2 separate regions of the Mus musculus genome follow, and region 1 is linked to region 2. A link is a loop called in an ENCODE intact Hi-C map of the cell type or tissue named here. Cell type or tissue: heart. All regions are shown on one strand. Links, peaks and the distances in the headings refer to the core of each region. The heading gives the core; the rest is flanking DNA. Region 1 holds the start of Thbs1 (thrombospondin 1). Region 2 has its middle 70 kb from the start of Gm32210.

Region 1 (5,381 bases), core at 67-5,066, 480 kb after region 2:
AAATATACACAAAAGAGTTTTATTCAGCCATAAAGAATAATGAAGTTATGACATTTGTGGGAAAATGGATGCAACTAGAGATCATTATGTTAAGTGAGATAAGACAGGCTTAGAAAGACAAATGTCACAGTTTCTCTAGTATGCACAATCTATATTTAAATGGGAGAGGGCACGAAAGTAGGATTTATGACAGAGGACCATGAGGCCTAACAGGAAGGGTGGATGGAAGACAAGTGAAAATAATAGACATAAGGTATAGAAGCAGGAGGGGATCCATGCTTGCACTCACTGAGGAGACACACACACACAAGAAGGGGGTAGCGTACACACAGGCAAACATATACATGCACACATGCTCATATGCACATACACACACATACACAAACACACACATAAACACATACACATGCACATATACACACACACACATATGAACTCACACAGACAGACTGTATTCTCCCTACTAAAGATAGTAACTCCTGCTTTTTCCCTTGCTTCTCTACAACATCCCAAGAGTGTGCTGAATTTCTGTCATCTGCTCACAGCACATGATGATCGGGACTTTGGGTGGTGGTGATTGGGAATATGGGTGAGACCTCATAGCTGCCTAGGAACCTCATCTCCTGCAAACCAGGACAGCTGGATTGTCATGCTGTGTTTAGGGAAAGACTCTATGTTTGTATTCAACATCTCCTAGGCCACTGCCAGCTTTCAGTACAACAAAGCTCTCCCATAATGCCTTATCTGAAAGGTGTGGAGGAGGTCAAAACTTGTATTGTGTTGTTGAAAGGAGCCAAGTTACAAACTGTCCACACCCCCTCAGTCTGGACAGCACATGGCCCAAAGGGGCAGACCCTGATTGCTCCTGATCCATCAGCAAGGTGTAGCTGGGCCTAGGGAAGTTGGTGGCTTTACACAAGGAGAGAAGCTCTTGTCTGTGGGCCGCTGACATTCACCTCTGTGGTACAAAACTCATGAGGAAAGAGGGTCTCAAGACCAGCCCTCCCAGGGCAGTCCCAAAGGTTCCTGCAGGAAGAATTAGTGCTGAGCAGGATATTTAAAGCAATCGCCTTCCACAAAGCAAAGAGGACCTGCGGAAGGAACTGGAAGCGAAGAGCAAGCCTGCCTGATGATCCCGAATCTTCAGATTCAGTGGCTGAGTCAGGGCCTGTGACTTCAAGGGCAGGAATCTAACTTGACTAATCAACCAGTAGAAACTTTTACTGCTGGCTCTGAGTATCTGAAGTCTAATAAACAAACACATCTTGGGAACGTACTTATCTACAAGAGGCACTGGCTGTGTAGCTGTGTACCCGGAGTAACTAGGAAACACTCTGTAAGCCCCTCCTTGCGTGTACGCACACATACCACGCACACTCACACACCTTGTCACCGAACACTCCCTCCCACACAAGGAAAGTGAAATTGCTGTGTGATGAGCATAAAGTCCTGGGTGTTTCCAAGGTTTGGGAGTCCAGCCAGGTGTAACTGATAAGGGGAGGGAGCCCCAGCTGTCCCTCAGCCGGCCCCGCCCTGATTCTGCCAAGATCCTTATTTGGTGATGCTTTTACCTGGATCCCTGGACTCAGAGCCAAGCCTGCTCACGCAGGGCCACAGCTGGAGAAGCATCGCCGCCGCTGACGTCCCTTCCCAAAGAGATGAATGGAATTCCAGGCAGCTGGAGTCATCTTGGCTCCGGACCGATGGCATTGAGACCAGACTTCAGAGACAAAGGATCAGGCAGCAGTCTACTGATGGAAAAGTGTATACCCACAGAAATGTAAACCACACCTCGGTTTTGGGAGCCGAAAAAATGAAAAAAAAACTGTTTAGGGAGAAAGATGGGAAATAAAATAATAGGTAGAGAGTAATTTATAACTCTACGGGTCCGTTCTGTAAATAGTGTAAGATCCTGGAGCCAGATGGTTCAGCAAATTCTCCTATCGGGAGTCACGTTAAGAAACACGAGTGGGCACAAAATTGTTTTTCAAGACACAATTTCAATTTTGCCTTGAGGGAGCGGGATATAAATTCGCTTCCTTAAAATGCCGCTAAAAACTCTCCGAAAGGATCCCCTAAATCAGAATACATATACCGCCCCCAAGCGGCCATCTGAGGAAGCAAAGTAGAACTGGGGAAAAAACTCTCGACTTGGACAGTGAGTCGGAAGGCGACCTCCGTGCACGGTCCTGCTGGCCCTGTGCAACACCGTGCTGACACCCTTAGTGAGTCAGACGGAAGGCAGGCGTGCGGGACAGGAGTGAAGCGCAAAGTATAGATGACATGGGATCCCCCACCCACCAGGATTGACTCAGGAGGCAGCTTCCTTTAAGGGGTCCAACCTTTTGCCCTCTTTTATTTTTAAACCAGACTGTCTCGATCCCCAAGCGTCTCTGTCATGGAATTATTCAAGGAGATGTGCTTTAATGAAAGCCTCCCTAAAGGGTCTTAGGTGGTCCCCAAAGAAGCATCGCGTCTGGGGACTCTCATGCAGAACGTCTCCAGTTCACATGGCGCAAGATCCTAAGCGCTAAAGGCTGAGTACGCCAAGGCTGCGTGGGCGGAGACCTATTTTTCTGACAAGTTCCAGGGCTCCTGTGCGGGATCGGAGTCTCCCCCTTCACTTTCAGCCCGAGAGCTGTGCGCCAAGCAGCAGGGGGCGGAGAAATGAACCCGTCCGTCCCCGTCCCCCGCCCCCGCCCCCGAGAACCCTCCCCCCTCCCTGCTTCCTGCCTCTTTAAAAGGTCCTGGGCTCCTCAGTCAAGCCAGCCACTGCCTGGAGTCAGCCAGCCTCATCGGACTTCTGCAGGCAATCGCGAAGCTGCTATCCAGTTCTGCCACGGTCTCTCCCGGCGCACCGGCAGTCTCAGCGTCTTCACCGGACTCAGCGTCCTTGTCCTTCACTTCACCTTTGCCACCTCTCCGGGTTACTGAGCCCCGGTGCACACAGGTAAACCTCCCGCCTCTGCGGAGCACCTGGCCGGCCACCTCAAAGCCCCAGGCTGCAGATGATCAGCGCTACTCCTCATCTCCTACTCTTCCCCTTCTGGTTTTCCTAACTCCTTTATCCTGCCCCGTCTATCCCCTGGAAAGAACTTTCCGGAGCTGGTTCTCTTCAGCCTTCGGGTTCACAAACTATACCTCCAAGACACCCCAAGATTTTCTCCCCAGTAGTCTCCAGGTTACCCCTGACTGTCGCCATCCAAAATACATTCTGTAATCTTGTCTAAAGGGGCGGGGGGGAGGGGACGGACCCAAGTCACTTTATACCCTTTATCCTGGAACTCCAACAATCCCCCTGCCTCTGGCGCTCTTTTTATACTGGATACCGTTTGGAAAGTAAACCCTTCTTTTTCAGCACATATGGGGCAAAAGAAGAAACACACACACACACACACACACACACACACACACACACACACACACACCTCTGCCCTTCCACCTTGCTTCCTGGTCTCTGACTCTGGCCTCCTGTGCTTCTTGCTACAGGCTCCGTGTTGGGCACAAAGGCTCCACCATGGAGCTCCTGCGGGGACTAGGTGTCCTGTTCCTGTTGCATATGTGTGGAAGCAACCGCATTCCAGGTGAGTTTGTGATATATTCATTTTCCTCCCCCTTCTCCTCTCTCTCTCTCTCTCTCTCTCTCTCTCTCTCTCTCTCTCTCTCTCTCGATAGCTCCTGTGTTTCCTTGGAGTCCTTATCTCCTGATAAGGATGCAGCTTCCCTCGCTCAGCTTTCCATAATTGCCATTATTGTCACGAGTTCCCACCTTGGCTCCTCACAGCCAGAACTTTACCCCCTTATACCTAGCCTAGAAAGCCGATTGTCTTCTCTCTCCTTACAGAGTCTGGGGGAGATAACGGTGTGTTTGACATCTTTGAACTCATTGGAGGTGCACGAAGGGGCCCCGGTCGCCGACTGGTGAAGGGCCAAGATCTATCCAGCCCCGCCTTCCGCATTGAGAATGCCAACCTGATCCCCGCTGTGCCGGATGACAAGTTCCAAGACCTACTGGACGCTGTGTGGGCCGACAAAGGCTTCATCTTCCTGGCTTCCTTGAGGCAGATGAAGAAGACCCGGGGCACACTCCTGGCTGTGGAACGGAAAGACAACACTGGCCAGATCTTCAGTGTGGTCTCCAACGGCAAAGCTGGCACCCTGGACCTGAGCCTGAGCCTGCCAGGGAAGCAACAAGTGGTGTCAGTGGAGGAAGCTCTCCTGGCCACTGGCCAGTGGAAGAGCATCACGCTGTTTGTTCAAGAGGACCGGGCTCAACTCTACATAGACTGTGATAAGATGGAGAGCGCGGAGCTGGATGTACCCATCCAGAGCATCTTCACCAGGGATCTGGCCAGCGTTGCCAGGCTCCGAGTTGCAAAGGGAGATGTCAATGACAATTTTCAGGTAAATCTTCTTACCTGTCACAAGGGCTATGTGGAATTAATATCGGTAGACTAAAAATGATTCTCAAATGTAAAGAGGAACAGACACCCCCAGAAGGTTGGTTAAATCATATTACAGATGACCCAAAACTCCAGGGTTTCAGATTTGATAGGGACCCGAGAAATTTTGTTCCTAATAAGAAATAAGTTGTAATGGTGCCAGGACCTGGGACCCATGCTTTCAAAGCTATCAGGAGAGATAAGAAATGGTTTTCCTATTACACTCAGCCTGTTTCAGAATGGGGTACTCCCTGTGCCCTTAGGAAAGTAACTTGTATCAAATGTACCTAGCAGTTTTAATAGGGCATGAAAAGGATACTTTGTCAGTATTTGAGTCCCTGGGCAGGGTGTTCTGGGTGCTTTCAGTATGGATCTAAGGCAAGACATGAATAACAGTCCAGTCATGTGCCTCTGGGACTCCTTACTTGCCTTAACTTTCAGATATTTTTTTTTCTTACAAGCGTGGCTTTGAACGCCCACATTAACTCTTTGTCACTGGAGAGTATCATGTCCTCCAGACTTGGGATCAAATTCCATTTCCTGTGTACCCCAAGCAGCCTGAAAACTGGATTCTTTGTAAAATGCTCCAGTTGGCAGAAGACACAATTAAGATTTTGAAGTTGTTCGGCAATTTATGTCTCTGTGATAGTTTGGCAGGATGATCTTAAGTTCTTTTAAACTTTCTGAGCGTTCACCACAAGCAAACTCAGACTGGCCGCCCCACCCCCACGCCCAGCATTAAACCACGTCTGTCCTCTGCCCACAGGGGGTGCTGCAGAATGTGAGGTTTGTCTTTGGAACCACCCCAGAAGACATTCTCAGGAACAAAGGCTGCTCCAGCTGTGAGTACCCCTGTGTTTTTTAAGATTTGGAGAATTCTGGGGAAGTCCACCGAAAGCACCCTGATTAATGTAAGCAGTAGGGTGCATACACAATATC
Region 2 (5,381 bases), core at 266-5,265:
AATTTTTATTCTAATTCTAGGATATTTGAACTCATTTTCTTTGTAATAAACATTTTCATCTATTTCCTATAAATCTTTTTTGTTTGGTTGGTTGGTTTGGTTTGTTTTTCAAGACAGGGTTTCTCTGTATAGCCCTGGTTGTCCTGGAACACACTCTGTAGACCAGGCTGGCCTTGAACTCAGAAATCCTCCTGACTCCACCTCCCAAGCGCTGCACCACCACTGCCCGACTTATTTCCTATAAATCTTAATTTCATTATTATTTGATCTGTGACCATCAAAAAACTGGAATACCTGCAGGAAGTGGGCTGAATGGAATGCAGATATGTCTCAAGAAGAAAATATATATTTTTATAAAATGTGTCCAAGTGTGGTAAAGTGTTTGTGGAATAACTCCTAATTTTTGATGCTTCCTCTCACCAGTGGAGGTCTATAAGTCTATCTGCATGGAGAAAACAGAGCTCAGGATTTTGCTTCATTTTCTTCTTAATTATTGCAAAATAATCAGACGGTTGTTTCAACACATTTCCTGTCTTCTGAATTTCTTTAAAAAATACTATAAAGGTTGAAAATAGTTTCTGATTTTATAAATTAGAATAACACGGCTTTTAAAATTTGTGTTTTTCTATATGTATAGATGTTTTACCACCTCATCTTGGATCTCCTGGGAATGGAGTCACAGACAGTTGCCTGCCATTGTGTGGGTTCTGGGACTCAAACCTGGGTCCTCTGTAAGAGTAGCTATTGCTTTTAACTACTAAGCTATCTCTCTAGCCTCTTAAATTTGTACTTTTAAGTTGAATTTCCTAGGCAGAGTTACAAAGCAACATGAGGACTCTGGGAGATGTCTCAGTGTATAAAGTGCTTGCTGTAGAAGCATGAAATCACAAGTCTGGTGTCCAGCAACCATATAAAATCACGTGTGGGGTAGTGTGGTAGCACGCACCTGTATCCCAGCAGGGGTCAATCCTAGGGCCTCACTGAACAGCTGAAGGTTCAGTGAGAGACCATGACTCAGGTAACAATATTGTGGGAAAGCAATTAAATAGACATCTTGACATCCACCTTTGGCCTCCACACAGATGAGCATCCCTGACACAAAAGCATACATACAACACACACATGACACACATATGCGCATGTGCACACACAGAATTTGTTATTTCAAATGCAAGAGAAGGGTTTGTGTGGTGGAGAATAGTTAATCTGCTCTAGTTCCCGGGAAGGCGGGTGATCATACTTCTAGCTACCCACCAAAGAGCTCTAGATTCAAGAATGAAACACACACACACACACCCTTACTTGCTCAGTGGGTGGGCACTTCCTGAGCCTCCTCGTGCTTAAGACATACTCCCTTCTGGTAATTCTTAGTTAATACTTTCTAAATCTATATTTTACCTTTGCTGCCCCAGATTCAGTCAGGGGAGTGACCCCTGTGGGCCTCCATCTTCCTGCCCAGCCATTGGCCATACATCAATTCTTTATTAACAATTAAAACCAGCTGGGGACAGAGACCCTCAGCTTCTGGAAGTGTGGCTTTTGAGAGCCAAATTAAAACAAAGAATTAGAACCAATGCCCAACAAGTTTGTTCCTATAATCATTGTTGTGAAAAATTACTCTACTACAATATTCATGAACCTCAGAAATAAAATGTCCAAGTTAATTTCTTTTTTTACTTTACCCACAAATATGTCTTCTCTATATGTCAAGGTTTCCAATGGAACTTCTCTATCAGCAAGCAAGAGGGAGATACACAAGGTCATGATACCTGCTACTTCTGTGCTGAATATACAAAATAAAAATCTTAGTTGTTACCTTGTCCGTGATGTTGTCTGTGGTTTTGACCCTTAATAGTAGAGGTGGTGTCACAGGTCAAAGCATGCCATGATCTTGTTGATCAGAGAAATCTTTCTCCAAAGAAAGCTACCAAAACCTTCCATGTCAAGCAGATGCCAAGTGCACAACATTTTTATTTTGTCCCAACATGAATGGGAACTCTTTGGTAACCTTTCTGCCGTGTTGTGTTAATGTTTGAAAGGAAGCCATGCCAGTTGGGAAATCCAAGGGACATAAAATTTGTCTGCACTGGGCCTATTTTTGTAATTCTGTTTTTCATGAGAGCTTATTTATCTTTAAGAAGTTCTTATAGAAAACTGAATCAGGTAGCTAGAAGAGCTAAGGATATGTATACTGTGGAGGGCATAGGTGAATGTGGCATGTGTGTTGTATGATTTTGAGCCATGACTGTTAACGAAAATCTATTCTCTAGCATGTACCTCCAATACAGCCCAAGATGCTTGTTAAACAAGAACCTTTTCTTTTAGGCTATTGTTCCCTCTTAAGTCTGAATTGCTAAAACTCATATACATCCACCTCATTTTAGCGGTCAACCACAGGACATCCCTAACAAACTCTCTTTCTCCTTCAAAGTGTGGCTTAAACTTGGTGTGGTCATTGTCACTCTTGGCACTCAGGAGGACCTACTGTGAGTACAAAGCCAGCCTGGGCTACACAGTGACTTTACAGTGAGCCTTGGCTAAAGAATAAGATCATGTCTCGTAAAACTAGGAAAGAAACGTGGCTTGAGATGGGAGGTTTTCTTTGTCTTTCTCAGGATAATCCCCCTTTCATTATGACATGGTATAAAAAGGAAGAGGGAGGAAGAAATGCTGCATAAACACAACCAAGGCTGGACTTTGACTAAGAGATCTGTATCATTTCAAACTGCATAATAAAATATCCACTAACCATGTATTTAAAAAGAGAAGGAGATGCTGAGTTCCTATTAATAAAAGGAGGTGTATAGATTCTTTTAACTCACTTTACTGCCAAAAGTGGAGTCAAAATCTGGCAAAAATATCAGATATAAGTTTTCTGCTTTCCTGTAGCTCCTGTTCTCTTGGCTTTTCTAATTACCCAAACTGACAACTCTTTGGCAGGGGTATTAAAGAGTCTGATAATGAAAGAAATTCCTCAGTCCTGGGAACAGCATCACACTATGCTGTCTTTTCTGGGCTCAGTTTTCATCTGTCAGCTACTATGGTCTTTTGGCTGGCTATGGGGGTACATGAACATTGATGCTCAACAGAGGGATGCTCTTGTGTTCCTTACACTTTCATCAAAAGCGCTGTCTGCTTCAGCTCGACTTGGACCCGATCTTATTTCTTCAGCTGCATAGAAAGATACTTAGGAAAATATGACTCAGCAGACATCTCGTTTCTGATTTCTTCCACAGGCATTTTTATGTTCCTCTATATTGGTGCTTGGAGCAGTATTCTGGTTAGGTCCACTCCTTAGGAATTCCCAGTGACCAGACAGTGGCTGCTGTATTTTAATCTTCATTTGCTTCTAGATTTATTTTTTATTATTTTAACTATGTGTATGTTTGTGTGGGGGTGTGTGTTGGTGGAGACTAGAGGCTGATTCAATCTCCCTGAAGCTAGAATTATCTTTGGTTGTAAGGCACCTGGTCTGGGTGCTGGAAACCAAACTTAGGTCCTATGGAAGAGCAGCCGGTACTTGTAATAGCCGAGTCACATCTCCAACCCCTCATTTGCCTTGTAAAAGTACCAGTTTTATTCACTGTTCCCCTTTATCAATATTTGAGCCATGTGACACAAGGGAAAGTATCATAAAAATTGCACATCTGTAAATAAGTTTTTTAGTGACTAGGGACATAGCTTAGTGGTAGCATACATGCCTAGCATCTGTGAAGCCCTGGCTTCAATCCCTAGTACCACAAGAAAGAAAATTGTGGATGAATCCAGAATTCATAGCTTTACAGAAGGAAAGAATCACTATTTTACTGTGGCTCTATCAATAATAACCTCAAAGGTGAAACAATTTAATGACCTAATCTTCCTTTAGAACAGTGGTACTCAACCTTCCTAATGCTACAACCTCTTAATACAGCTCCTCATGTTGTAGTGACCACCAACCATAATGTTATTTTTGTTGCTACTTTATAACTGTAATTTTGCTACTATTTTGAATCATAATGTAAATATCTGAAATTTAAACGATCTTAGGTGGTCTCTGCGAAGGCGGTCATGACCCAAAGGTTGAGAACCATTGCCTTAGTGTCTAAAAGCTCAGTGGTAAAGAATTTGCATGAGATGACTGAAGTGCTGAGTTCAGTCTCCACTACAGAGAGATGGGAGATGGGAAGAAGAGGGGAGGAGGAAGAGGCAGAGAACGAGGAGGAGGGAAGGGGAGGAGGAAAGGAGGGAGGAGAGAGGGAGAAAGAGAAAATTTTATGGAAGGCTCCCAATTCTAAACTTGCTAATTGATAACAAACCTTGACAAATGAGCTCATCTCCCTGGCTCGGCTGCATTCGTTCGGAGGTGAAGTGCCATCTTTCTCTGCACAGCTATTGAGAAGGTCAGCAGAATGGTCTCTATGGATGAGAGCTGATTTTACCATTTGCCCATGCTGTGAAAATTTTAGACCAGCCTTTGGCACACTCTGAATAAGCTAATGAGTTCCTAAAGTTGTGAAAACTGCAACAGATTGAAATTAAAAAAAAACAACAACAACAATTTATTCAACAAAGATAAATGGGTTTCTTCCCATTGCCAGGCAGTTTAATTCAAAATTGTCTAAGATTTGGAAATTTAAAAATATGAAAGAAGTTTGTGTGTGTCTCAGATGTGTGTAAAATGTACTCAGAACTGTAAGGAATATGTTAAGAGTGCTTGATGCTCTTTTCTTTGTAAATTAAATGGTTGCTATCAAACCACCTCACTCTTATCAGCATGACTTTCAGAGGAGCATATACTATTAGTAGCTTCTTATACATTATTTTAAAATATGCGTGCAGGGACTGGAGATAAGGCTCAGTAGTTAAGACCGAAGTCTTACAGAGAATCCACGTTTGTTTCCCAGCTCCATGTCAGGTGCCTTGAAACTGCCTGTGACTCCAGCTCCAGGGGATCTGATGCCCTCTTCTGGTCCCAGACCAGTCTCATACACATGTGCATGTGTGCACGCACACATGTGGAGAGAGAGGGAGAGAGAGAGAGAGAGAGAGAGAGAGAGAGAGAGAGAGAGAGAGAGAGAGAGAGAGAGATAGGTCTATGCACACAGATGAAAGTCATTCTTTCAAATGTTCATTTGCAAATGGTTACTATTTGAGTAAGATATGATCTAAGTGCTGATTTCTAGATATTTATAGTATTTCTCGAATGCATTACGGGAAAGAAGAATAAGAGTATGTGTGTGTGTGCATATGTGTGCACGTTCATGTAAATTGTTTTTCCCTTTGACTCACATGTAACACCTGTGTAGTGAAATCCACATGTATTTGGAGAGTTCTGATAAATACACACATCTGAGTAACCCTTAAAATGAATCAAGATGTGAAATACTTCTATACCAGCA

What was found. A loop is a pair of places that touch in the nucleus more often than their neighbours do. Peaks named below come from ENCODE experiments on the same cell type or tissue, not always from the same donor. Only the 100,000 strongest peaks of a DNase experiment are listed, where the experiment ranks them.
Region 1: it touches region 2 in a loop (1.9-fold over the local background); 3 of 42 quality-filtered maps call a loop at or near these places.

Annotation. Positions count from the first base shown.
Region 1 is chr2:118,109,126-118,114,506 of GRCm38, forward strand. It overlaps Thbs1 (thrombospondin 1), which reads left to right and starts at 2,751. Exons shown (of 22, transcript NM_011580.4): 1 at 2,751-2,950; 2 at 3,490-3,584; 3 at 3,845-4,404; 4 at 5,209-5,284. The coding sequence starts at 3,518. It overlaps Gm13986 (predicted gene 13986), which reads right to left and starts at 2,077. Exons shown (of 10, transcript NR_126479.1): 1 at 1,572-2,077. In heart, for the core only: CTCF peaks have their summits at 2,108 (motif pointing left) and 2,316; DNase peaks (open chromatin) are centred at 1,606, 2,136, 2,676 and 4,126; H3K4me3 peaks cover 3,326 bases; H3K27ac peaks cover 3,111 bases.
Region 2 is chr2:117,632,005-117,637,385 of GRCm38, forward strand. No RefSeq gene overlaps it. Among named protein-coding and RNA genes, the nearest start is that of Gm32210, 70 kb to the right of the region's middle. In heart, for the core only: no CTCF peak of the experiment used is centred there; no DNase peak of the experiment used is centred there.